Linked DNA regions of Mus musculus: all the other regions are linked to region 2. Evidence: chromatin loops called from intact Hi-C (ENCODE). Cell type or tissue: heart. All regions are shown on one strand.

What was found. A loop is a pair of places that touch in the nucleus more often than their neighbours do. Peaks named below come from ENCODE experiments on the same cell type or tissue, not always from the same donor. Only the 100,000 strongest peaks of a DNase experiment are listed, where the experiment ranks them.
Region 1: a loop joins it to region 2, with 3 times the contacts of the local background. A loop is called at or near these places in 2 of 42 quality-filtered maps.
Region 3: a loop joins it to region 2, with 2.3 times the contacts of the local background. A loop is called at or near these places in 8 of 42 quality-filtered maps.

Annotation. Positions count from the first base shown.
Region 1 is chr6:32,014,534-32,022,533 of GRCm38, reverse strand. Gm31894 (a long non-coding RNA gene) reads right to left here and starts at 4,536. Exons shown (of 3, transcript XR_377515.2): 1 at 3,820-4,536. In heart, a CTCF peak has its summit at 4,650; DNase peaks (open chromatin) are centred at 4,293, 4,913 and 5,483.
Region 2 is chr6:32,587,123-32,595,122 of GRCm38, reverse strand. Plxna4 (plexin A4) reads left to right here and starts at 6,931. Exons shown (of 32, transcript NM_175750.3): 1 at 6,931-7,819. In heart, CTCF peaks have their summits at 3,534 (motif pointing right) and 6,627; DNase peaks (open chromatin) are centred at 3,552, 6,832 and 7,782; H3K4me3 peaks cover 1,692 bases; H3K27ac peaks cover 1,607 bases.
Region 3 is chr6:32,195,817-32,203,816 of GRCm38, reverse strand. Plxna4 (plexin A4) reads left to right here. Exons shown (of 32, transcript NM_175750.3): 15 at 1,592-1,728; 16 at 2,843-3,007; 17 at 5,453-5,546; 18 at 5,914-6,153; 19 at 6,648-6,794; 20 at 7,459-7,693. Among named protein-coding and RNA genes, the nearest start is that of Gm13850, 88 kb to the right of the region's middle. In heart, no CTCF peak of the experiment used is centred here; DNase peaks (open chromatin) are centred at 96 and 3,956.

The DNA.
Region 1 (8,000 bases), 570 kb after region 2:
AGGTAATGACAGAACTCTGAATGACCTATCTGGGATGCCTTAAAAGTGAGTCATAAGCCACATTTGACTAATTGAGTTAGACACTGCCAGTCATCCGATGCTACAGATACACTCAGAGACGGAAGGGAATTTTCCCAGGAAGGGAGTGGGCTGTGTAGAGAAAGGGAAGAGAAGCTGCAGGAGGAGCAGCAAGTGCCTGTCTGGTCCCCAAGGAGACAAACATTCCTGCCATCGTCACAGGGGAATCTCTCTCCATACACCAACTCTTCCAGGAACGAGAAGTATTTTAAACACGGCAATTAAGGTAATAGAAATGCATTGGCTGATGTGGATGTAACTCAGAACACAGAATGCCGGAGGAGCGCAGTCCCATTCTTGGGCAAGTTTGAGTCAAGGTACTGGCAGATGCGACACAAGAATAGGCACTGCTCCCTCAGGAATCCCATGACAGACTCCCTGTTGCCAAGAGTGGAGTTTCCCATCACCCTCCCTTCCTCTTGTCAAAGGCTGGTACTGTGTGAGCTGGCAGCGGGCTGACAAGGTTACAGGGAGAGATCTGATATTTTATCACACTTCTGGGGCCCATGACAGACAGGCTCGTGTGGAGTAGGCCCATGGCCTCTTCTGCCTCCCTCTCCAACTATCCACCTCCCACCCCCTACCAGTGTGCTTCACACAGGCCTGCCAATCAGAGACAAAGATAAGAAACTGACTTGAGTCCTCCTCCCAGAGCCCAAGCATCGAAGGCAATTATGTGCGAGTTGGAGAGTCTTAGTGCTTGTCAACCTCGGTATGAGGCTTGTAGTGGAACTACACAGATGCTGCCACAGCAGCGTGTATGGCCTTCTGCAGGACACAGGGCTACTCTTAAACAGGCACCACAGATCACTGTTATGCCATTATGCTCACTATTAACAATGCACGACCATGGAAAGAGTCATGACTGTGGGTGGTGGGGCAGGCCTGCCACCCATGCACAGAGGCCAGCACTTGGGAGGCAGAGGCAGGCAGATTTCTGAGTTCGAGGCCAGCCTGGTCTACAAAGTGAGTTCCAGGACAGCCAGGGTTCTACAGAGAAACCCTGTCTCAAAAAACCAAAAGAAAAAAGAAAAAAAAAAAAAAAAAAGAAAACTATCAAGCCAGCTGCAGCACTCGGAAGTGGGCCCTGCACCTCACCTGAACAGCACAGTAGAGCTGGCCCCAGTGGCAGTGGGGTTTGTCTGTGAGCTGGCCCCAGTGGTGGTGGTGGGTGAGCTAGCCCCAAGACCATGAGCTGGGGAGAGCTGGCCTTGCCCAGCCCCTCATTTTCATCTGCAAGGTGGTAGTGTGGGTTCAGGAAAGATGCCATCCCACCCCCAAGCCTCCTACCTGCAGTAGGAGAGTGCGCTGGCCCAGAGAGCCAGAGAGCTGGAGAGCTGGCCCCACTCCTCACCTGAGCAAAGAGGGAGAGCTAACAGGTTGACCAATTCAGCTTCCACCCATGCCCAGATCTAGGGTTCTGAGGTCAACCACCCCAAAATATAATCCATCAGTGAACTGCTGGAGCATGTAGAAGGGCAGGTCCTGCTGATCCAAAGCTGCAGGACCTTCATGACCCAAGACATCAGAAGAGTGCCAGCAAGGATCCAGAATTGGTTGTATAGCAGAAGCCTTGAACCAGACAAATGACTCATTACAGTGAATGTTTGCAAGAAAAGCTGTTTAGACAAAAGGGTGACCCACCAAAGCTTCTACTACTAGCTGGTGTTTTCTTTTAGAAGAACGTTGGTTGCAAGGGTGGTGGGCGAAAGGATGGGAAGATGAGTGGGACTGGGGTGCGTGATGTAAAATTCACAAAGAATCCATTAAAAAAACTAGAAAGCCATCAAGCTGCACAGCCCATACTATCCAATGTTCTTCCCAGCTACCCAGGATGCAGAGTATGGATATGAGACCATTGAAGATAGCTTGGTAATGGCCCGTGAAGATGTCACTTAGAGCAGTCACCACAGGCAATAACATGCAGGGTCCTTTGTAAACTGAAAACAGATCGACCATCTGATCTCACAGTTTTCTACTGGGTATAGAGTCAAAGGAATGGAGATCAACATGTGACAAGGCATGTGTAGTCACAGATTCGTTTCAGCACCATTCACAATTGCCAAGATATGGAACCAGCCTATGTGTTTATCAGTTGGTTAATACATAAAGGAAATGTAGTATGTAAGCATAATGGACTATTTCTCAACCATATAAACGAATGACATTTTGTCATTTGTGGCAACATGGAGATTGGAGAACATTGTATTTGATTAAAAAAAAAAGTTAGGCACAGTAAAGTGAACATTTGCATGTTTTTGCTTAGAGGTTTAAAAGCCAATCTCACAGAAGGAGAGAAAAGAATAATGGTTATGGGAGCTGGACAGATGGCTCAGTGGTTAAGAGCACTGTCTGCTCTTCTGTAGAACCTGAGTTCAGTTCACAGAACCCACATGGCAGCTCACAACTGTCTGTAATTCCAGCTTTGGAGTTCTAATACCCACTTCTGGCTTCGAAGGGCACCAGACATACATGTGGTACACAGATAAGCATGCGGACAAACACCAACACACTAAATAAATAAATAAAATAAAATTAAATTAAATAAATAAGAAAAATTTTTAAAAAAGAATAATGGTTACCAGAACCAAGGAAGGTTGAGGGAGGTGGGAAATGGGGAAAGAAGTCCCAGCTACAGAGTGCAGTTGAACAAGAATAATCCCCAGTGATCTGTAGCAGAGCTGGGTACCTATGGTTGGCCGCAGCCAGCTACATATCTCAAAGGGACTAGTGGAGAAGAGGTTGGATGTTTCTGACATAGAAAAGAGGAGCTAATGTATAAGGTTATAGACATTCAGCTTACACTGACTGGATCATTACATACTATATGTCTGCACTGGGGGCTGGCTCTGCAAGCGTGAGGGCCTGAGTTTAAATCCCCAGCACCGGGTAACAAGCTAGGCATAGTTGTGACATTTGTAACCCCAACACTGTGGGTTGGAGGCAGGTGGATCCCAAGAGTTAGCTGGCTAGCTAGGCCAAATGATGAATTTGCAGTTCGGTGAGAGATTGTATCTCAAGGCAAAAAGGCAAAGAGGAAGATATTAGATATTCTGATGTGGCCTCTACATGCATGTGCATAGATGTGTACATAGATATACAACACACACACACACACTGTCATACTGTACTCCAAAAATATATTCAATCACTCTATGACAATTAAAAATAAAAAGATAGTTAAAAAACAAAATTACCAGGCTACAGAGTAGATCCTCCCTGTGATTTGGGGGAGAAAGGGGTCCAGGGGAAGAGGTGAGCAGGTAGAGGAGGAGAAAGAATGAGGGAAGGGTGTCAGGCTAATAGACAGAAGGAAGCTTTCCAGGGTAGGTGCTCCACCTGAAATGGGACAGACCAGTGCCTAAGTGACACAATCAATACATCCCTTCCTGTCACCCTTCCCTGTGGCCACAGCTGCAAAACAAGGCAGAATGAAGGCAACACACAGACACCGTGGTAGCTCATCAACCACAAGAATACAGAGACAACACAACAACACAAGACAATACCAAGCTTTGAGGCCCTGGGCCTGGATGGGTGACTGCCACTCCCCTGTCTGCCCCGGCTGCCTATATGCTCTCCCGTTAGCTCCTGATCCAGAGGGTCCTGCTTCATAAAGAATATAGGGTTCCCCAAAACTCCAGACTCTTTCACTGTACTTACTCAGGACGTCCTGAGAGGATTTCCCAACTCAAGCAGGATGCCCATGGCTAGAAAGAAGGGTGTCAGATTAGAACATACCTGAAGTCAGTGCTGTTGGCTCTCCTGAGGTCTCATTTCTTTTCAGAGTAGACTAACAATTCCTGGTATTTGATGGCTGAGTGTCACAATGTATGCCATTCAGTGGCCATAGACCTGCTCTAAGAACTCTCAAAAAATAAAATAAAATAAAATAACTCTAAGAGACAGATGCATTCATTCCCATTTTATGTGGCTAGAAGCAGGTTTGGAAAGTCTACACACAATGGATTTCAGTCAGGCCTCGGACTTCTCAACTCATGGCAGAGTGTTGAATCATTAAAAGGCCCCAGTGGCCCGGCACTCCTCACCCAGGGTTCCTGAGATCTGATAACACCTCTAGCATGGTGCCTTTCTAAACATTAAGGCCATTGCTTTTGACACTTTTCCCAGGGCTATCTTGGGGCCTCCAAGTGTCCCTTGGCTGTAAGGCTGCAACCCAGGGCAGTCAAACCTTGGCAAGCTGTGGAAGGAACCGAGCCAGGGATGCTTTGGCAAGAAGCCCGGGAGCACATCCTTTAATAGTTCGGGGTCTCCTATAAATATGCCAACTGCAAATCAGAGGCTCAAAAGCAAATCCCAACAGCGACTCAATTTCAGGGTCTGAAGCATTCTCAGCCCAGCCTTTCACATCAGCTCAAGTCCCCCCAGGTTCGCTGGCTCCCTCCATATAATCTACTGAAGCGCTGAGGCCCTCTCCACTAAACGCTGCAGCGACCAACTATGAAGACAGGGAGTGTGGCCAAGGGGTCGGGAAGAAATTTGGTAAGGTTGCCTGACTCTCAATAAATATTTATTCCCACTTGGGGAGCCAGGGTTGGACCAGAGCTCCCCCTGGGCTTCGCATGGAGAATTTTCTATGCTTCCAGCGGGGAAGGCTGAATGCCAACCTCTTCCCCCACCGTACCCTTGAAAACCTTGGGTGAGGCTAGAGATGCCTCTCATTCTGTGTAGACTGTTTGGTCTTATTGTCTCTAATCTGCATAATAAACTTCAGGGTGGACGCTGCTGTTGTCTTTTCCAGAAAGAACCTGTGGGTAAAGGAGAGAGGACGATGCAGACACTAGCCGAAGAGTCAGCGTTTGGCTCAGATCTGCTTGGCAGCAGTGTCTGAGCTCTTTCCTTCCAAACACCATGCTCTCTCCCTCTGGGTTGAGACCACAGATCTCTGCCAAGACTTGGTTCTCTTCCTTCCATCCCTCTCCTGGGCCCCACGAGGGGCCTCACTTTGCTGCCAGTATCCCGAATAGACCCTGTGAACCCCAGCCTCTTCAGTACCACCTGGTCAAGACCCCCTTGACCTGTACCTCTTACAATCTCACTTATTGTGTTTCCAAAGCAGTGGTCTAGGAGGAGAAGGCAACTTTATGAGTGAGAATGACGTAGGGTGATGAGGGCCATGGCTTATCAGTATTAGTTTGTCAATTGTATGTGAGGGACACTGGTCCCCTCAGCATGGCCTCCTCCCTGCTTGATCTCTTTTTAGAGACATATAGTAGGGAATAGTCATATCCTCTGCCTCCTCCAAGGTCACTGGAAGGTAGACGGCTATGAGACCCAGCTTGTCTAAGTCTCTGGGCGGCCACGTCTCACAGTAGCCAACAGTCCCATCTAGCACAGAGTCCCTGGGGCTTGTTGCCATCCACATGCTGAGCACCCCACCTCTCAGCCTGCAAGCCAAAGTAGCCTTTGCAGTGGAGACCAGGCACGTTGCCAGGGTCCTGGACGACTCTGGCAGTCAAGGACATTGCAGACTCTCTCTTCCACCGGGAGCTGGGGAGGCAGAAGGAACTTGGTTCAAATTCCAACTTCAGATGAGTTGCTGACCTTGATACTTTAGTTCTCTTTCCGCACACAATAAGGATGAAAATCTTACCTGATTCTTGGGACCTGTGAAGAGAGAGAGAAAGCACTTAGGAGGGTCACATAAAGAGCTTTTCTAAATGTCCTGACTCCAGGGTCCCTCTCCACCCAGCATTTGAACATATTACCCAGACTTAGTAAGGAGTCAAGAAATGAATTGGATTTGCCCCTGCAAACCACGGAACAGACAGAAAACCAACTAACAATGAAATCGCATGTGAAAGATAGCAGTTATAGGCCTGAGTTCTAAGCCATCCGTCAACACATACTCTGAGCACCCATATTAATATGCCCCTTATCACCCAACAACCAAAACTCTTTCCTATAGAAACTTTATTTACAATTGAGGAGATGGTGAAAACAAGAATGAAAAAGATGAAAATTAATTTAAAAATATACTGATCATCAAAACATGACTCTTGTTCATTTATTCAATGCACACATGCATACACACACACACACACACACACACACACACACACACACACACTTTAATCGTAATTGTTTAATGTATACCATGGATTGTATGGGAAACATGGTTGACTACATAGCTACACCCTCAAGATATTTAAAGTCTAGAGAAGTAGACAGATGAACAAATCAAAGTTCAAAATTAATTTACTCTCTTTTGACTTTGACTATTGAAAGCAGATAAGCCCTGTGCTATTTAAAAGGCTTTATTCAGAGATTCGGAGGTCAGATGCAAAGCTTTAAGCAGAAAAATGTCCGAGGTCTGAGTCCTGGTCTCCAGGAACTCAGAGCCTCAGAGTCCAAAGGCGGAGTTAAATATGTTTTGAGAGGGAGTTGTCATCAAAGAGATGGCAGAAGATGGTTTTGAAATTCTCATCTAAAAGTAGTTGGGGGCTCTGAAAAGACAAGTAAATAGATTCTAGGTGGTTGGCTGCCATCCCAGCAGAAGGGAAAAGCAGACAAGGCAACAAACCATCTTTACTAGTCCCACACAGCAGTGAAGGCAGAGGCAGAACCAATTAGCTCTACATTTGCTGGGTATTCACTGCCTCCGTTCTTCATAGAAGAGAAGTACCTGTTGTCTGTAAGTACCACCAACAGAATGCCTATACAGTCACTAGTGTCTAAGAAATATTCACTGAGTTAATGGGCCAATGACAACACAATTATTTAGATGAGAGAAGCCCTTGTTTCCAGTATGCAGCAGCATAGAGTTTTATAGGGAGTCTACAGTGCTCAGAGCTGAAGATCTGGTCTTCAGGTTCCCTTAGATGGCTTGTAGTCACCTTGAACTCAGAAGAAATGGGTACAAAAAGATCCAGGGATGAGAGTGAGTGATTTGCTTTTTTTTTTTTTTTTCTCATGGCTGTGGCAGTGCCTGACAGAAATAGTGAAAGGAAGAGAAAATTTAAGGGGCTCTCTCTGTGGTGGCATTAGCAGGAGAGAGAGGCTGTGCCTGGGCCCAGAAGAGGCAGATATAACTTTCAAGAGACAGTCCCTAGGGATGTATTTACACCTGCAGTGCCCTAACTCCTAAGGTTCTACCAGCCTTCAAAACAGCACCATGATTGGAGGACCAGGCATTCAAAATATGAGCCTGTGGCAGACATTTCAGATTCAAACTGTAACATATCCCCTGGTCCATGTCTGCTTGACTCCTGGAGGCTATCTTGACTTAGAAAATGTCTGTACTTGTGTGTTCTTCCTTAAGACTGCATGCTTCAGTGAATGTCACTGCCCAATCCAGTACCCTGGGAACTTAACCCCTCTCTCCTCCTTATCCACTCTCTACTCCTTAGTACCAATCAATCAGTGATGTTTATATAAGTACAAAGATGCAAAAATCTATCCCCCAACGTTACCACATTTCTAATAGCCAGCATTTCTGTTCTTGGCCTTCCAACCTAACTGTTTACATTTCTCCACCCTTCTTTTCCCAACAACTGCAACTCTTCCTGTTATGTGTTCCTGTGCAACACATTTCACATGTTAACCCTTCCTTTCCCAAACTTTGCCCTTTGATTCAGCCCTTTCACCATCCCAACTAGGGCAAACCTGTCTCCATGCTCCCTTTTATAACAGGATTCAAAATTGCAAATTTACAGCCCCACTGTCCAGAGGACAATATCAGCACATGGCTTCCTAGCCCACAACAGACAACTGTGTTCATACATCTAATGCAAGCAAGATGAGACAGCTGAATTTTATCTCATCTTCATGTCTTGCTCTGCCTCCAAGAATGGAATGGGTAGGGAATAAAGTGTGAACAAATAGTGAATTTTTATTTGCCCCAAGAGTAACAATTCAGGCAGGAAAGTAGAAATATTGAGAGGTTCAATAGCAGCAGGATG
Region 2 (8,000 bases):
GCTTTCTGCTTGTGGTTTAAGATGTGAGTGCTCAGCTTGCTGCTCCATGCCTGCCTGCTGCTTAGCTTTCCCTACATAACGGTGATGGACTCTCAGCCTCTAAAACCATAAACTCCAATAAATATATCCTTCTATAAGTTGACTTGGCCGTGGTGTTTTATTACAGCAACAGGAAAGCATCCACGAACAGATTTACATGTTGGTCTTCCTGGGTAGCCTGAGCCAGGTAATGTCAATAGGCTTTGCTTTGATGTTCTGGTTGGAGAAAATAAGTCACAATCACTCGACAGAGCAAGAATACAGTCGCTTAAATATAGAACTTGGAAAAATAGCCTGTAGAAAAGTGTATATTAATATTCTCTCTAAAAGTGACACGCTGGCAGAATAGAAGCCATGAGTTAGGCTGGTGCTGTTGGCACCTCTGATAACTGCTGGATTCAGTCTGAATGGGTGTTGGAGGCTTGGTCCCCAGTAGATGGACCAGTACAGTGGTGGCACACCACTGATAAGAAGTGGAGCCTTGTGGGGAGTCCCTAGGTCACTGGAGTCTTTGCCCTTAGGAAGCATTGTGACTGCTCTCCCGAGACACCTGAATTAGTTCTTGAAAGAGTGTTGTTAAAAGAGAACAACTATGGTTGTTCCCCAGTCTCTTTGGCTTTCTACAGGTCATGTGACCTCTCCTCTTTGAGTGCTCTGATGATTACGGTGTTTTCCCCGTGGGACCCTTTCAAAGGCTGGGATAGTGCTGCCATTGTGCTCTTGAACCTACAGAACCAAGAGCTAAATAGACCTCTTTTCTTTATAGTTACTAGCCTTGGCCACTATATTATAGCAACAGAAGATGAACTAATACAGGTGGAATTTGTCACCTGAATGGCTGGCAAGGTGATATGAACCAAATACCCTTTCCCAGGCCTGTCATTGGGCCTCTCTTGTGCTATGCCAGGAGATGCTTAATAAAACCGTCCCTAGTTGTAATGTGTGCTTGTTGTGCTGTACATATTTCCACGGTGTCTTATTTCCAGGTGCCACCATGGCGTCACCGAATGCAGTGATGGGGAGAGATAGGCATGATTGGCTCTCCTCCATCCTTACATGGCACCACACATGATTGCAGCCTTGGGCCCTTGTTCCCCTGAATTCCATGGAATGTGTAACATTTGCAAGTCTGTCAGGAGGGGAATTTTAGGAGGGACTCCTCTAAAAACAAGGACTGGAAATGGACCTGGTCATGGGAACAGAGGCAGGAGAACAGGGCCTGTCACCGAGCCCTAGAGGGAGATATCGAAGGGGAAAGGACTAGCAAGGGTCTCAGAATTGACCCAGAACCTATCTGAGGGAGTTGTCAGGGCTTTCTTTCTCCTCTGACCCAGAATAGGCACGGTCTCCTTTTCTCCTGCTCATAATTTCATTTCTCCCTTTCCCCCTTTCCCCAGCCTCTGGGTTTTGGTATACATTGGGAGTAAGGGGTTGAAGAAGGGTCTTGTTATTTAGTTCCAGTTCATTCACTGGGTTGTGTTGTCCAGAATGTCCTTGAATTTCCCACCCTCGTGCTCAGCCTGCTGAGTGCTGTGCTTGCAGATGTGTGCCGCCACATCTAGCTCTGGTCTCATCCTTGTGCACGACTGGTGCAGCCTCCTGAGATCTCTACAAGCTTTCCAGGGCCGAGCAGAGAAGGCATAGGGACATCCTTGTGGAAAGTTGTGGGAAAGAAAATGAAACTACTGGCCGCTAGCCTTGCTCCCTGCCTCCTCCCCATCTTTACTATACCTTCTAGCCACAAGAAACGGCTGGCCCCCCAGTCTGTCCCTTTCACTTGTGGTGTGGTGAGCACCAAGATCATCTGCAGGTAAAGCTTGGAGGGAGAGGCCGCGAGGGGAATAGTGTTCTGCAGATGCAAGGTCTCACACTAGGGTCCCACTCAAGCTGGTTTCCAGAAGGCTCTCTCGGTCAGGGGCTGGAGCCAGACAGCTCATTAAAATGAATAGGACCTAGCAGGCCTTCTGCATCGCTCTTGGACGTCTCTGATTGCTGACAGTCTGGAACTGATGACAGCCCACTTCAAGTGAACACTGGACTCGAACGTTCTCCGTGTTTTGCCTCCCAGACCCTTGGATGGATTTTGCCATTTTTGTTTAACACATTGAGAGGTGCTGAGACCTTAACCCCAGAGTCCTGCAGGGAGATCCCACCAGGGTGTGAATAGGAGCTCAGCCCTGCCCCGTATTAGGAGAGCAGGCGTGAAGCATGCCCCCCTCTTCCTTCTTATCCTAAAGCCAAATGGGCTCAGAAAACAAGAGTAAAAGGCTAATGAGGCCAGAGCAATGATTTGTTCTCCATGACCTCACTGCATTGGATGCGCATTGCTGCGTGACACATCACCTCCAAAGCACTACCATAAAGCGCCGTCTCACCCCTGCTCTAGAGTGTCTTGGACTTCACTGAAGACTCCAAAGGCTAGATTCAAGTGTCTATACTTTCTGTAGAAAGCCATGAGTCCTGACACATCTGGACTCTGCTGTTTCTGGCCGGTAGACTTAGGCCATTTCTGTCCTTCTCCTATCTCTGCTCACACTACCGCATCCTCTAACAGTTCAATTTTACTACTGGAACAAAATGTCTGCCAGTCGGTTGAAAGAGAAAGAAGAATGCTACAGAGTAGAGAGTAGATCAAGGAGGTTATGGAGGAGAGAGGGAACACTGGGACCCTGGTTGAGGGACATAGGAGCTGTTTCTAAGCCCAGAGGACAAAGATCCCTTGTGTCTGTGTACACATGCGGCTAGATGAGAGTCATTCTCTTTACCTTTGTATATCTCCCTGTGGTCTAACAATCCATGGCAGAGCTGCAACACTGGCTGTGAGCAGCAGTATAGACAGGCAGAGGTGTCCTTAAGAAGCCACTGCATAGCTGGTAATACCAAGATGTTTTTTTCCCCACCAAATGACTGATGCATGTAATGAGGAACCCTGTGGAAAATAACATGGTCATCTCCTAAGTGCACTAACCACAGGTCAGAGGGCAGGGAACCCTTCTCATGGAGGAGACCCAGAGGGAGTTGACAGTGATGGCCAAAGCATGAGATGAGTAGAGAGGAGTTAGGGTCAGATGTTAATATCTGCAGTCATTTACACCCATGGGCTATGAGGCAGGGGCAGTTTGGGTCCCAAGACTATCACAACTATGCTAACAGGGATGATCCATCCTCACTGTCACAAGGGAATCCATTTCTCTCTGCAATGGCTCAGTACCTGGAAGATAGACCCATGTGTTCTAGGCTTAGTTAACCTCTTAGTGATGTGAGGGAAATATTCTTGAATGGGCTGAGAATCTGTAAATTGGCTGTTGATCTTTGAAATGGCAGTTTCCAAGAAATGCTCACATTGAGAACTGCTGGAGTGTCTGGAGGCCATCTGGTGACACACCTTGATAGCAGGGGTCCATTCTGTCTGTCTGCAGTTCTGTCCTGGCCCGGGTAGTTTGGGGACGCCAGAAACTGTTCTCAGTTACATTTGGGATAAAGTCGATAATTATGCTCTCCTGCAGGTGGCGCCACAATGTAGGTTTTCAAGCAGCCTTAGGCCAGAGGGTTTTTTATCCAGAGCACAGAGCAGGACCCAGGTCTGGGACTACTCTTGTGGGAAAGAAGTCCCTGCAGCGCTACCAGGCTCCAGCAATTTGTTTAATAAACAACCCTGGCTTTTATCAATGAAAACTGTGACCCTGTTCCTGAGCTGATGAAATGGTGGAAGCTAAGTGAAGGGGAAGTTAGGAGTCTTCTCTCGCCCTTAAACCTGGCTCTTTTAGTCAGCTATCATGAGAGATGAGCCAGTATGTTTCTCCCAAAATCTGGCAAAGGACCACAGCCAAAATCTCACAAAAATAGCTTCTTTAGAAAACAGGGCTCTAGGAAACAATGTGCCATTTAACTTCTTCCTCGGTGGCCATGGAGCCAGACACTGCCACCAGGCCAGTATGGTGAGTGACTCACAGACCCGTGGTGAGCAGAGAACAGCCCGACTGCCCAGTGTATATCTCTCTTCACCTTCATCAGCTGGTGGGGGCGGGGCGGGGGGAGTGTGAGAGCTCGGAGGGCTTGCAGCAAGTGTAGAAGAAGCGTGACCTGGACCACTACACAGAGCTGCCTTTTCCAGGCTACTAATTCATGGGAAGAGCCAGGGAAGCTAAGGGCTTGCCTCCCTGTATTGTACCCCTGGAGAAACAGATACTTTCCTGAGACAGGGAATGCAGACTCCTTTCATACACACTGCATTAGAGTTTCAAATCAGGCTCATAGGGCTTGTATTTCTTGTGAATGCCACTGCAATGAGAAGGTATAAATGTGGCGGGCACGCAAGGGAAGGCCACTGAAGCGCACACCTGTGCGAATGATAGTGGTGGTCAATAGTAAAGTCAAGGAGTAAGACAGTCGACCTTACCCATCCCCCCGCCCCCATCCTAGAGTTGAGGAAACCTTCAATAGGCCATCAAGTCTCTTGCTGTGGCTAGTTTGACCCTTTCTGCCATTCTTACAATGGTGGGAAGCTGTAACTGTTTCCAGCCTGCCTTCCCCCTGTGGTATTCAATAGAAGTCAAGAAAGGCAAAGGCAGCGTGAGGGAAGGCCCTATTAAGAAGAGGAGGACAGGCAGGGGCTGCACCTGTCCTTTGTTGGTCCAGCTTTCTGCACATTCTTTCCCTGTCACTGGCCTCTGTCATTACTCTTCAGGTACCACACAATGCTGACTCCTCTGAATGAAAACAAATGATTGCACACACTAGGCAGGAGATAAAGAACAATAAGCACATTTTGTTTGCTACCTCTAGAAAAAAAAAAGTCTGACTTCTGGTCCATCCATCAGGACACACACACACACACACACACACACACACACACACACACGCACTACAAGGGGCAGAAAAGACATCTAGGCAGGGTGACAAAGACTTGCTTGGATGATTGGCTGAGAAGGGCTTAGAGTAAGTTCTTACTTCCTCTCCCTTTGAGCATTTTCACATAAGTCCCCTACAGCCAACTGACAATCGGATCTCCTGTATCCTTTAGTGAAGTGCATTATTTAAGCAGCCTGGTGGGTTTTCTGTGGGGCTTTTAGGCTGTCACTTCTGGGGTGAGCCTGTTATGAAGGTGTCATGTGCCAATTTCAGGAGACTCTTCTGAGTGAGTTTAGGCCCTGGTGAGGCAAGCCTTACTAAGACCTGTGGGGACAGCTTCCTTTGATTTTGCATGAGTGTCTCTGAGGCGTCATGTCAGACAGACACTTGGCCCCGGGGCTCCCTTAGTTCTGGAAGGAGGATGTCAAAGCAGCAGCAACATGGAGTTATTGTTCTGTGTTTCTCTGGGCTTGTGAAACTAACTTGATATTGTGTGCTTATCTTGGGTCTGGGATCCAGCGTTTCAGAGAAGAGAGGAGCCAGATCAATGTATTACAGGGAGCTAATAAGATAACCCTTGCTGTCTTCTGGGCCATGCGATGCTCAGCAGACAACCAGAGCCTAACAGGGCTCCATGCTGTCTCCTGGAACACCCTGTAACTAGAGAAATGTCTGGCTGGCTGGCTTCTTCATGCTTACACTTGATTCATTGTGTCCTTCTGGTGGGAGCACTTTCAACAAGGTCCTGGGTGGTAAGTCCAACCCGACCCAAGTGTGCTACCTGCCCGGAAGCTTGTCCAACTTGTCACCTCGAAAGTCTACCGAGGGTATAACTTTGATGTTTGTGAAAACATTACCCCTATAAGAAGGGGAAGGAATTTATACCACTGTCAACCTTTTCCTAGTAAGCAGATTCTGAGAGGTTTTGGTGGGAGGGACAGTTATGCGCAGGAAGTGACTGAGGTTGAAGAAAGTGTCATGGGAGAGTGGGTCAGGAACCCCAAACCATAAGCTCCTGGAGAGGTCTTTCTTTGATGAATGGCTAGTCTTACTGAACTTGGCTGACAGAGCCATTTCCTTGAACTTAGCATGCAGAGTTGGGTAGACAAATAGGTGGGCATCCTTTTGAAAATTGTTTTATTTTTATTTATTTATTTTGGTCGTTGGGCTCATTAACTGGAGGGGGTCTTTGTAGAGATATTCTAGATAGTGCAGCCTCACCTATTTCCCTGCCTGCCAGATGCTCTCTCAATTTAAGCAACCTCTGGATTTCTTCCTTTGGGCTTCTGAAACTATTCTGATGTTGGCAATGTCTGGGTTATGTTTAGGACATGGCCCAGGACCTAGGGCTTCAGAGACAGTGAAGCAAGGTCAGCCTCTGGACAGATCAGGTTACCTAACAAGCTCTGTGGCATTGGCCATTCATTTCTGTCCTAGGACTAGAAGAAACCTTGGGTTTGGGCATCCTCTAGTGCTCTGTGTAGGATTACCTTGGTTGGTGGGGCTGGACAGGGATTCTAGGTTAGGAATGGATGTATGTTTGGCTGGTGTCTGTTAGGAACACCCAGAAGTGCCTCTGACCGCCTGCACCACATGCCTGCTTGGGAGTATGCCCCGATCCAAGTGCACTTGGTGGCACCATATATGCACCACTCTGCCCTGTGTCTCCACCGCCAGGGTGACTCGAGGAAGCCAAGAAGACCCAGGGGGTGTCTGCAAACGTCCACACTGGGGAAGAGCAGGCGGGCCAGTGGCGGCAGCGTGCGGGGAAGCGCCCCCTGCCCCCTCTGCCGGCCGCTCTACCTTGGTCTAGATGTCAGTCGCGAGCTCCGAGCCAGCTAGCGAGCCAGAGAGGGAGCGGCGGCGGCGGCGGCAGCGGCGGCGGCGGCGGCGGGCCGCGGGCGGCGGGGAGGGGAGGAGGCGAGGAGAGGGAGGGAGGAAGGGAAGCAGGGAGGGCGGGAGGGAGGAGAGGAGGACCCAGAGAGCGCCAGGCAGCTGGAGTTTTTGCAGCGCTTGGCCGGGCTTCAATGCACAGCAGCAGCGAGCCGCGGCGGCAGCAGGCAGCCCGGGAGCTCCGGCGGCGGCCGAGCCAGCGGCGGCCCCGCTCCCTGCCCCCTGCAAACTTTGCGAGCAGCCCGCCCGGGGGGCCGGGGACGCGCCTGGGAGGCTCGGCTTGGACTACGGCCGCGCTCTTGGCCGCCGCAGCGCTAGCCGCCGCCGTCGCTGCTACCACCGCAGCTCCGCGCCTCCCCGGGGAGCTGCCGGCGGCTTCCGAGGCCCCCCAGCCCCGGCCCCTGGGCACTGCCCGGCTAGTCCCCGGCCAGGGTTGGGGGCGACAGCGGCGCAGCCAGCCCCGGGCTGCCAGGGGGTGGCCGTCACTGCCCAGGGAGGCGCGCAGAGGATCGGAGAGCGCTCCCCGGCGGGTCCCCAACGTACTCGCCGCCGCGCCCGGGCAGCGGCCCGACCCGGCTAGCATGGGCGGCGCGGAGTGACGCCGCCGTGCCCGCTTGGCATCAAGGACATTCAGCCCGCGGGGGTGGGGACGAAGGGGGGCAGCCCCGCGTCGCCGCCGCAGCCCCTGAGAGCCACCGCTGTCGCTGCTTGGGCTCCGGGGCTGGATGGAAGCTAGGGGTGCTTGGAATTGATCTTCATTTCCTGACCTTTTTGTTGGACATTACGCCCACCTTGGACGCTGCAAGAGGAGCTGTCAAGCCCGGCAGGCTCTGATTTGGCCCCCTCCGTTTTTCTCTGCTGCTCGTGGCTTCCCCGTGCCTCGGTGGAGTATTTGCGTTCGGGGCTGGGGCTGGAGGAGGCAGCCACACGCGCGCACACGCACACGTTCAGAGGAGGGCGAGAGGCAGCGGTACAGGCACCATCTGCAGTGTCAATGCGGCGCTGGGGCTGAAGGAGGGAAACGCCGCGCTTCCAGGTAAGGAGCCGCCGGCCGGGCACAGGGCCAGCTGGGCAGAGCGGGCGGAGGTGGCGAGTCCGGTCCCGGAGTCCTCGCCTGCTCTGAGGCAGCCCACTACACACACACACGCACACACACACACACACACACACACACACACACACACACGCAAAACACAAATCGCGTGCGCGCACACACA
Region 3 (8,000 bases), 390 kb after region 2:
CTCCACAAATCAAACCAGGCTCTGATGTGTGGGTTAGTCCCTCGAATGTCAAAGCTACAAAAGGCCCAGATCAACACTCCTGGCCCATCACCAGCTCTGTCCCAGGAGGTCTCCATGCTGGGAATGCTCCTTCTCCCTCTCCCTTCTAGTCTGTTCCTTCACGGAGCCAAGTGAAAAGCTGGCAAATAATTCAGACTTTGATTTCCCGTGCAAACCCACTGTGAAATATTTATGAAGCATGACTTGAATAATTAATAGTTTCTCACAAGTCTAAAACATGTTTCCATAACACCCTCTCCCACCCGGAGCAGACCCCTTCCAGCCAGTCCCTGCATCAACACCACAAGCAATGAGGCTGACAGCAAGCAGCCCTCCTTTCCAGCATTTGATGCCAGAGCTCCCCATAGCCCAGGGGCACAGAACCCCAACTGACAGACCCAGTGTTTTCTCTCTGGGGAGAGCAGTAGTGGGGCAAAGCTACCCTTTGGAAATAGCTGATTACTGTAGTTTACGGAACAAGAAAACTGTCATGGGTCCTGTTGATAACCATTTTGGGGCTCAGATCCCAATTATGTGACAAGAGAAGTTGAATATCTTGCCCACACCATGATACCAAAAGTCCCTTGTCCTTGGGTGTTCAAGCCACAAGACAAAGATTTCACACCTAGCTGAGGAACATTAGAGCCAAGGTCAACGAGTGTGTCCAGGTGAATGCCACCAGTGTCCCCAGTCTGGGATCTGGGCACAGGGCAGTTGGTTCAGTTTGCTGGTCCCCAGAGGAGGCTTCCAGCAGGAGGGCAACCATAGCCCTATGAACTCAGTGGGTTCAGGTTCAGTACAGTTCTGTTAGTGGGCTGTGGCTGGGGAAAGGAAAGAGAAGTCTTCATTTAAATGCAGATACAGGCTTCTCACCTGGGACTGGGGAAAGTTTTTCCATTAAAATGCTAATGAAAGAACAAACTGCAACTCCAAATCCCTCTCCATCTAGGGCTGTGCTCCCCACCCCCACCTCTGCCCAGCTCCTCACCTCCAGTCAGGGCAGGGGGCTTGGCAGGCCTGGGAGCTTCCCTGGGCACAGTCCTCACAAATCCCAGGCTCTGGCTCCTGGAGGGTGCTCTGGAGACCTTTGGCCATGGCAGGCCCCCTTTGCAGGCACCAGGAGGCTGTTTACTGGGGAAGTGGCTGGAGATCAGAGCTCTGGAGTCAGGTCTCAGTTACAGTACCTTTTAGCTAGGTGACCTTGGAGAACTTAGCGAACCTCTCTGAACCTCATCTATGAAATAAGTAATGATAGTCATTTTTAAGAAAACCATTGACTGAGTTAATCATAGATACATATGTGTCTCTCTCACTATAGATAAAACCTGTCACTAAAAACAAACAAAAAAACTCAGTACACAGAAGCTATCATGACTACTATTATTCTTGTAGAGATGAAAGCACTTGTCACAGAAGAATATAAAATGCCTTGCAGAGGCCTCATGAGTGGATTCTAGAGAGCTGCTCTTCAGTAGGGCGTGAGGCACTGCCTAGGGCCCATCCCAGCCTCCACCTATCCCAGCATGCCTCAGTCCTCTTCTTTTCTACACAGACTCTGACCCTCGCAGATCTGAAGCCCAACCGAGGACCCATGTCTGGGGGGACACAGGTTACCATCACAGGTACCAACTTGAATGCAGGCAGCAATGTTGTGGTGATGTTCGGGAGCCAGCCCTGCCTCTTCCACAGGTAACCTATGGGCCCATGAGAGGGGCCAGACAGGTAAAGCCCCCTGGGAGGGAAATGTGGGGTCCCACAGAGGTGGATAGGAACTGGCCCTCACCCAAGATGACTTTTGTGAGTCCCCCTAAAAGCTGGCACTCTTCTGCCTTTGTTTGAGGACAGTAGCCAATTGCTGCATTTCCTGGAAGGTGGGAGAGGTGTTGTGCTCCTGCCCACAGTTCAGCCTGGTACCCTAGTATCCTTTGCAGAGAATGGGGTACCACTGAGCATCCAACTTAGAACCAAAAGCCTCTTTAGGTCCAGAACCTCTCCTGCTGGAAGCTGCCTAGGGCCACCCCAGTCAGCCCTGAGCAGGTTGTCCCAGAAGGCTGAGGCTGAGCCAACAAGGGCAAGAGGCCTTCTGCCCAGCTGGGCTCTTCAGCCCAAAAGAATACACACTTTACCTAGCCAGAAGCCTGGAGTAGAAGCCACAGGGAACCCATTCAAGGAATGCATTGGAAAATGTAACCAATCAGAGCCAAAGCTCCCAGAGATAGGTGTGTTCCTACAAGAACTATGTCAGATTCAAAGTCAGATCAGCCTGCACCTTGCATTACTGCTAGCCAAGAAGCCAATATTTGGATTCTTTTGAGAGTGTTGAGGATGACTTTGCTCAAAGCAACTACAGAAGGGCTGAGACTCTCACGGGGCATAGGGAGAGCTGGAACCCAGTGCAGCAAGTTCAGTTGCAGCCTTTAGAGCTATAAGCCAGGTCTCAGGACTCAAAGAGTCACAGGGAGCAGGTGGCAAGGAGCTAATTCCTGCCAAACCCACTTCACAGGATTCTCACTGCAGGGAAGGAATGAGACAGGGAGGAAAGAGCATCACCAGACTTATGTAGCTAGATACTTGTGAAAACTGGGGCCAGGGTTAGGAGTAAGGATAGCCCAAAGTGTAGACCTCTTTGAAAGGCAGGCTCAGAGGAGCCTTTCAAAAGGTCTTTGTCTCTGGCTTGTGTACTCTCTATATGTGACAGTGCTCACCCTTACTTCTGAGAAACCGGATGCACCAAGAAAGGGGTTGACCTGGGACCACTGCTAGGCTTAGTACCTGGGAGCCCATGCTCTACCCTCCCTTGCAGGCGCTCTCCATCCTACATTATCTGTAACACTACATCCTCAGAGGAGGTGCTGGACATGAAGGTGACTGTGCAGGTGGACAGGGCCAGGATCCGCCAGGACCTGGTCTTTCAGTACGTGGAGGACCCCACCATTGTGCGGATTGAACCAGAATGGAGCATTGTCAGGTAGGAGGACCCATTCCCCACAACCTTCTCCCTTCATCTGGCCCTCCGTTTCTCTTTCTCAGACATCAAAACCCCAAGGGAAACCAAGCTTGGTGACAAGAGCCTATCACCCCAGTGACTTGGGAGACTGAGGCCTCTCTCTCTCTCACCAGCTTTCTTCCCATCAGCCCTGTTGTCTGCCTCCCTTTGTTTCTCCCATATACCAGACTCATCCAGGGAGGGCCTGGTCCTCATTTCTTGCTGCTTCCCCATTGCCCAACACAAATGCACTAAGCAAAATGACAAAGGAGGTGGAAGAGGGCACACAATGCTGCTATAGGAAGAACCCAGATAGGGAGTCAGGCACTTCAGTAGTCTACTGGGGCAAGCCATGGATCTTTCTTGGACCTCTTTCTTTAGGAGGATTCTCCTAGAGTATAAGAGTATAGCACCTCCCATCAGAGATGGACCTGCAGGCATTTGACTGTGGCCACTTTTCTATGCCAGGAGGACATTATCAGGGTGAGAGGGTTCCATGGAGGCTGTCCTTTCTGAGAACCCTTGAGATCATTGGAAAGCTGCTGTTCTGGGGTGCATGGGGGACACAGTGAAGACTTGGGGTGGGAAGGAACAGATACAGTCCATGCTGTTTACCCAACAGATGACCTTAGCAGCACCTTACTCCCAACCTGCTCCCTGCTCAGTGTCCCCCACATTCAGCTCCAGCCAGGAGGGGCCTGGGACTGGGGAAATTAATGAAGATAGAATAAAGAAGCGCTCTGCTCTGGCTAAGGCAGGTTGCAGCCCTTGCCAGGGGCGAAACTTAGACCAGGGACCCAAGGGCCAGATCTGACTGGATGCCTGAATTTTTGTAAATAAAATTTTATTGGCACATGGCTCTGCTCACTGGTTGTATTGTCTACAGTTACTTGCTCGTGACTGCACAGAGTTGAGTAATTGTGACAGAGACCATATGGCCTGTGGAGCCTGAAATATTTCCTGCCTGGTCCTTCACAGAAATAGTTGGACACCCTCTGCTTGAAGACCAGAGAGAAACAGCCTGGCTGGTGAGATGAGAAAGGCCATTGGCTGTCCTTAGCTAAATTCTGAAGGGGAAACAGGCTGTGAGAGCCATGCCAGGCCTTGGCCTCAGAGCCTGGTGATTCAGGAAGGTGACATAGCCCTTTGTGTCTCACTGAAGATGCTCTGGGACATTCATGGCCTTGTTGAGTTCCGTTTCCCTTCATATTGTCACAGAAATGAAGGTGTCATCTTCCTGGCACTCATCAGTGTCCCAAGTCACACTCATGCCACAAGGGAGGTTGGACACACATTCTGGACTGCCAGCATTTTAGCTTAGGTTAAAGAAATTTGAGGATGAATGGGACTCTCTCTGCACAGTGTGTACATTTGAGCATCCTATATGTGTCTGGGTTGTTTGGGGACAATGATGAGTTTATTTGAAACTGAATGTAGAATTAGTGGTTGGGAAGGCTGGGGACTTAGAGGCTAGATACCAGAAACTCATCTGTAGAAAGAATCCTGCAGGCACATCTGGAGGTGTATGTGTGCATGTGAGCACATGAGTGCATGCAAGACACACTCAATGAGAAAAAGAAGTCATGAGAACTTTAAAGTAGATAGATGTCTAGAAACCCATGTGAGTCCAGCTGACAAAGAATCTTAGCTACTGTGGTTAGAAGTGATTTACCTAAGATGCCTTGCCTTCCATGACAGGATGCTTGTCAGTGACTCCATTGACCAGCAATCAGTCCATTGCTTACTCTAGTCCCAGGAGGACACAGCCAAACACAGGGCTGCCCACCCTCTCCACAAGCTTCTTCCTGGATACAGAGCATAACATCCTTTGAAAGGCCACACTGAGCTAAATCACTTGAGTCCTCCTCACCCGTGTCTTGTGCCACTCCAGACCTCATTGAGTCTTAGAACATGTCACACCTGTACTCTTAGAAAAGGTCCTGGGCCATGGTTGTCACAGGTCTCAGCTGGACTGAAGCTACTAAGGAGGAAATCTGTAGCTTGGTTGCCATGGAAAACATGGTGCTTGGTGCTTGCACCCTGGAAGGTCTGCTGGGGACCACTGAGAACAAGACCAAAAGTGGTGAGGGATAGGGGAGAAGACTCTAGGGCTGAAACAGCCAACTCGAGTTTGGGAGCCTTAGAGAACTAAGAGACCATGCTGTCACCTGGGCCTCTGTGAGAGTTATACATGTTACAAACAGATCAGCAAGGGACAATGTGGACATCTGGTCACCACTGTCCTCCCTCTGGCCTTCTGAGATTCTTTTCCTTGTTATTGCACTTAGCTGCTCATTTTTGTCTCCAAGGACACAATTATGCTTCCTCATCCTTGTTGTCGTGGCTCATGCTGATGACCACTGTTGTCCCAGCCACTCTATCTCCTAGGCCTGCAGCTCACACACTCCTTTCTTTCTTTTTGGGCAGTGGGAACACACCTATTGCTGTCTGGGGAACTCACCTGGACCTCATACAGAACCCACAGATCCGTGCCAAGCATGGAGGAAAAGAACACATCAACGTGAGTCCCTTGGCAGGCCCTTGCCTACATACATGACTCATGTCATGGGAAACCTCCGTGACCTGGGATGGTGGGATGGGAAGTGAGCATGGCCATATTTACAGCTTTGGGGCTATAGGCCTGAAAGACCAATAATTTCCATTCCACCTCACTGTTCCTACACAGACTAACTAGTCATTACCACTGTCACATTGAGCAAAGCCATAGCTAGGAGACAGTCACTGGGTGCAGTCTGTAAGTAGCTAAGAGTATGGTCCTGGCTGCCTCCATCGTAATCTTCCCATATCAACTTGATGTAATACCAACTGCACACCAGGAGTCCTGGTGTGGAGACGCTGCTCACTGTTCGCTCCTCTGACTCCTGCAGATCTGTGAGGTCCTAAATGCTACAGAGATGACCTGCCAGGCTCCAGCCCTTGCCCTGGGTCCCGACCACCAGTCAGATCTCACTGAGAGGCCTGAAGAATTTGGTTTCATCCTGGACAATGTCCAGTCTCTGCTAATTCTCAACAAGACCAACTTCACCTATTATCCTAACCCCGTGTTTGAGGCTTTCAGTCCCTCGGGAATCCTGGAGCTCAAGCCGGGCACCCCCATTATCCTAAAGGTATTCCAGATAAGTTTTTCATGGCATTTCAGTTACCGATTATTGATGGTTTACTGGGAGGATGAGAGGGTACTAGTATATGTAATGTATTAACTTGCTTTATGTTATTGTCACAAAATACGTGATGCTGGCTACTTATAAAAGAAAAAAGCTAACTTGTCTCATTGTCCTGGAAAACGAAAGACCAAATAATCTTCCTGGTTCTTATGAGGGCCTCCTAGCACCACATGTGACAAGGGAACCAGACAGGAAGTCATAAAACTCCACATGTCCACATCTTAAAGGTCCCATTATCTCTTACCTAACAGTACTAGGGACCAAACTCATAGAATACCACATCTAACACATACCAATTCTTTGAACTTCTTGCTAATGGCAGCTTCTTTCCTGGTCCATCCATAAGATGAAATGTTGGGTAGTGGGCGGGCCGTGGCAGCCACCAGCATTTGTGGTTCTGACTCAAGGTTGGGGATGGTGGCTTTCCTGTTGTTCAGGGCAAGAACTTGATCCCGCCTGTGGCCGGAGGCAATGTGAAGCTGAACTACACCGTGCTGGTTGGGGAGAAACCATGCACCGTGACAGTATCAGATGTGCAGCTGCTCTGCGAGTCTCCCAACCTCATCGGCAGGCACAAAGTGATGGTGAGACTGCTGGCACCCTCCTTGTGTGTGGAACAGGCATGAGGGGTGCTGGATAGGGAATGGCTCACTGTATCTAGGCTACTGGATACTTCCGAGAGCACTTCCTGCCCACTGTGAGATTTCCCACAGCTCACCCCAGACTTGTGTCCATTGTCCTGCCCCAAGAGCCAGTTTCTTATGTATTATCACTCCCTCTGTCCTGGCTAGTGCAACAAGAGGAAAACTTTAGAGTGATAAGTAGTGTTAGGAGAGAGAGAGAGACAGAGAGAGAGAGGGAGAGAGAGAGAAAGAGAGAGAGAGAGAGAGAGAGAGAGAGAGAGAGAGAGAGAGAGAGAGAGAGAGAGAGAGAGAGAGAGGAGAAGAGAGAGAAAGAAAGAGATCTGGTCCATGATATAATTTCTGTATCAGATGGCAGGATGATTCTCAGGGAAGTCAGCTGGAGTTTTATCGCTGTGCTCACAGTGTAGTTGCGAGCTGTTTCGTTATGACGATGACAGTGTCTTCCTGACTCAGAGGGTGGGCACATTTTCTAGTTGAGGGGCAGCGGTGTTGGTGTCCACTGTCCATGCTCTCTCTGGGGAGGGGTTAGGGAGGGCCCCTCACTGGCAACCATGCTCTCCTTCAGCCTGCTCTGCTACCTTCCCTCTCTTCTCTGTGTCCACAGGCACGGGTGGGTGGCATGGAGTATTCCCCTGGGATGGTATACATCGCCCCAGACAGCCCGCTCAGCCTGCCCGCCATTGTCAGCATCGCGGTGGCTGGTGGCCTCCTCATCATCTTCATCGTGGCCGTACTCATCGCCTACAAACGCAAATCCCGAGAAAGTGACCTCACGCTGAAGAGGTTGCAGATGCAGATGGACAACCTTGAGTCCCGTGTGGCGCTGGAGTGCAAGGAAGGTACTGAGCATCCAGGTGCTGGTGCTGGAGTCTCTGTGTGCACATATGCACCTATCATAGGAGAGCATGCAGGCTGGGCAGCAGTGGGTAGTATTAGAGGTTATGTATGCATTCAAGAACATGTAAGTCACTGTATGCAGTTATATACATGTGTGCCTGTACTGTACCAACCAGCCTGGGCAGCATTTGGAGGTAATGAAGGTCGTGTGTGTGTGTGTGTGTGTGTGTGTGTGTGTGTGTGTGTGTGTACTTACATTTGTGTATGTAAGTGCCATAGCCTAGACAGAGCTGTAGTGGAGGGTAGTTA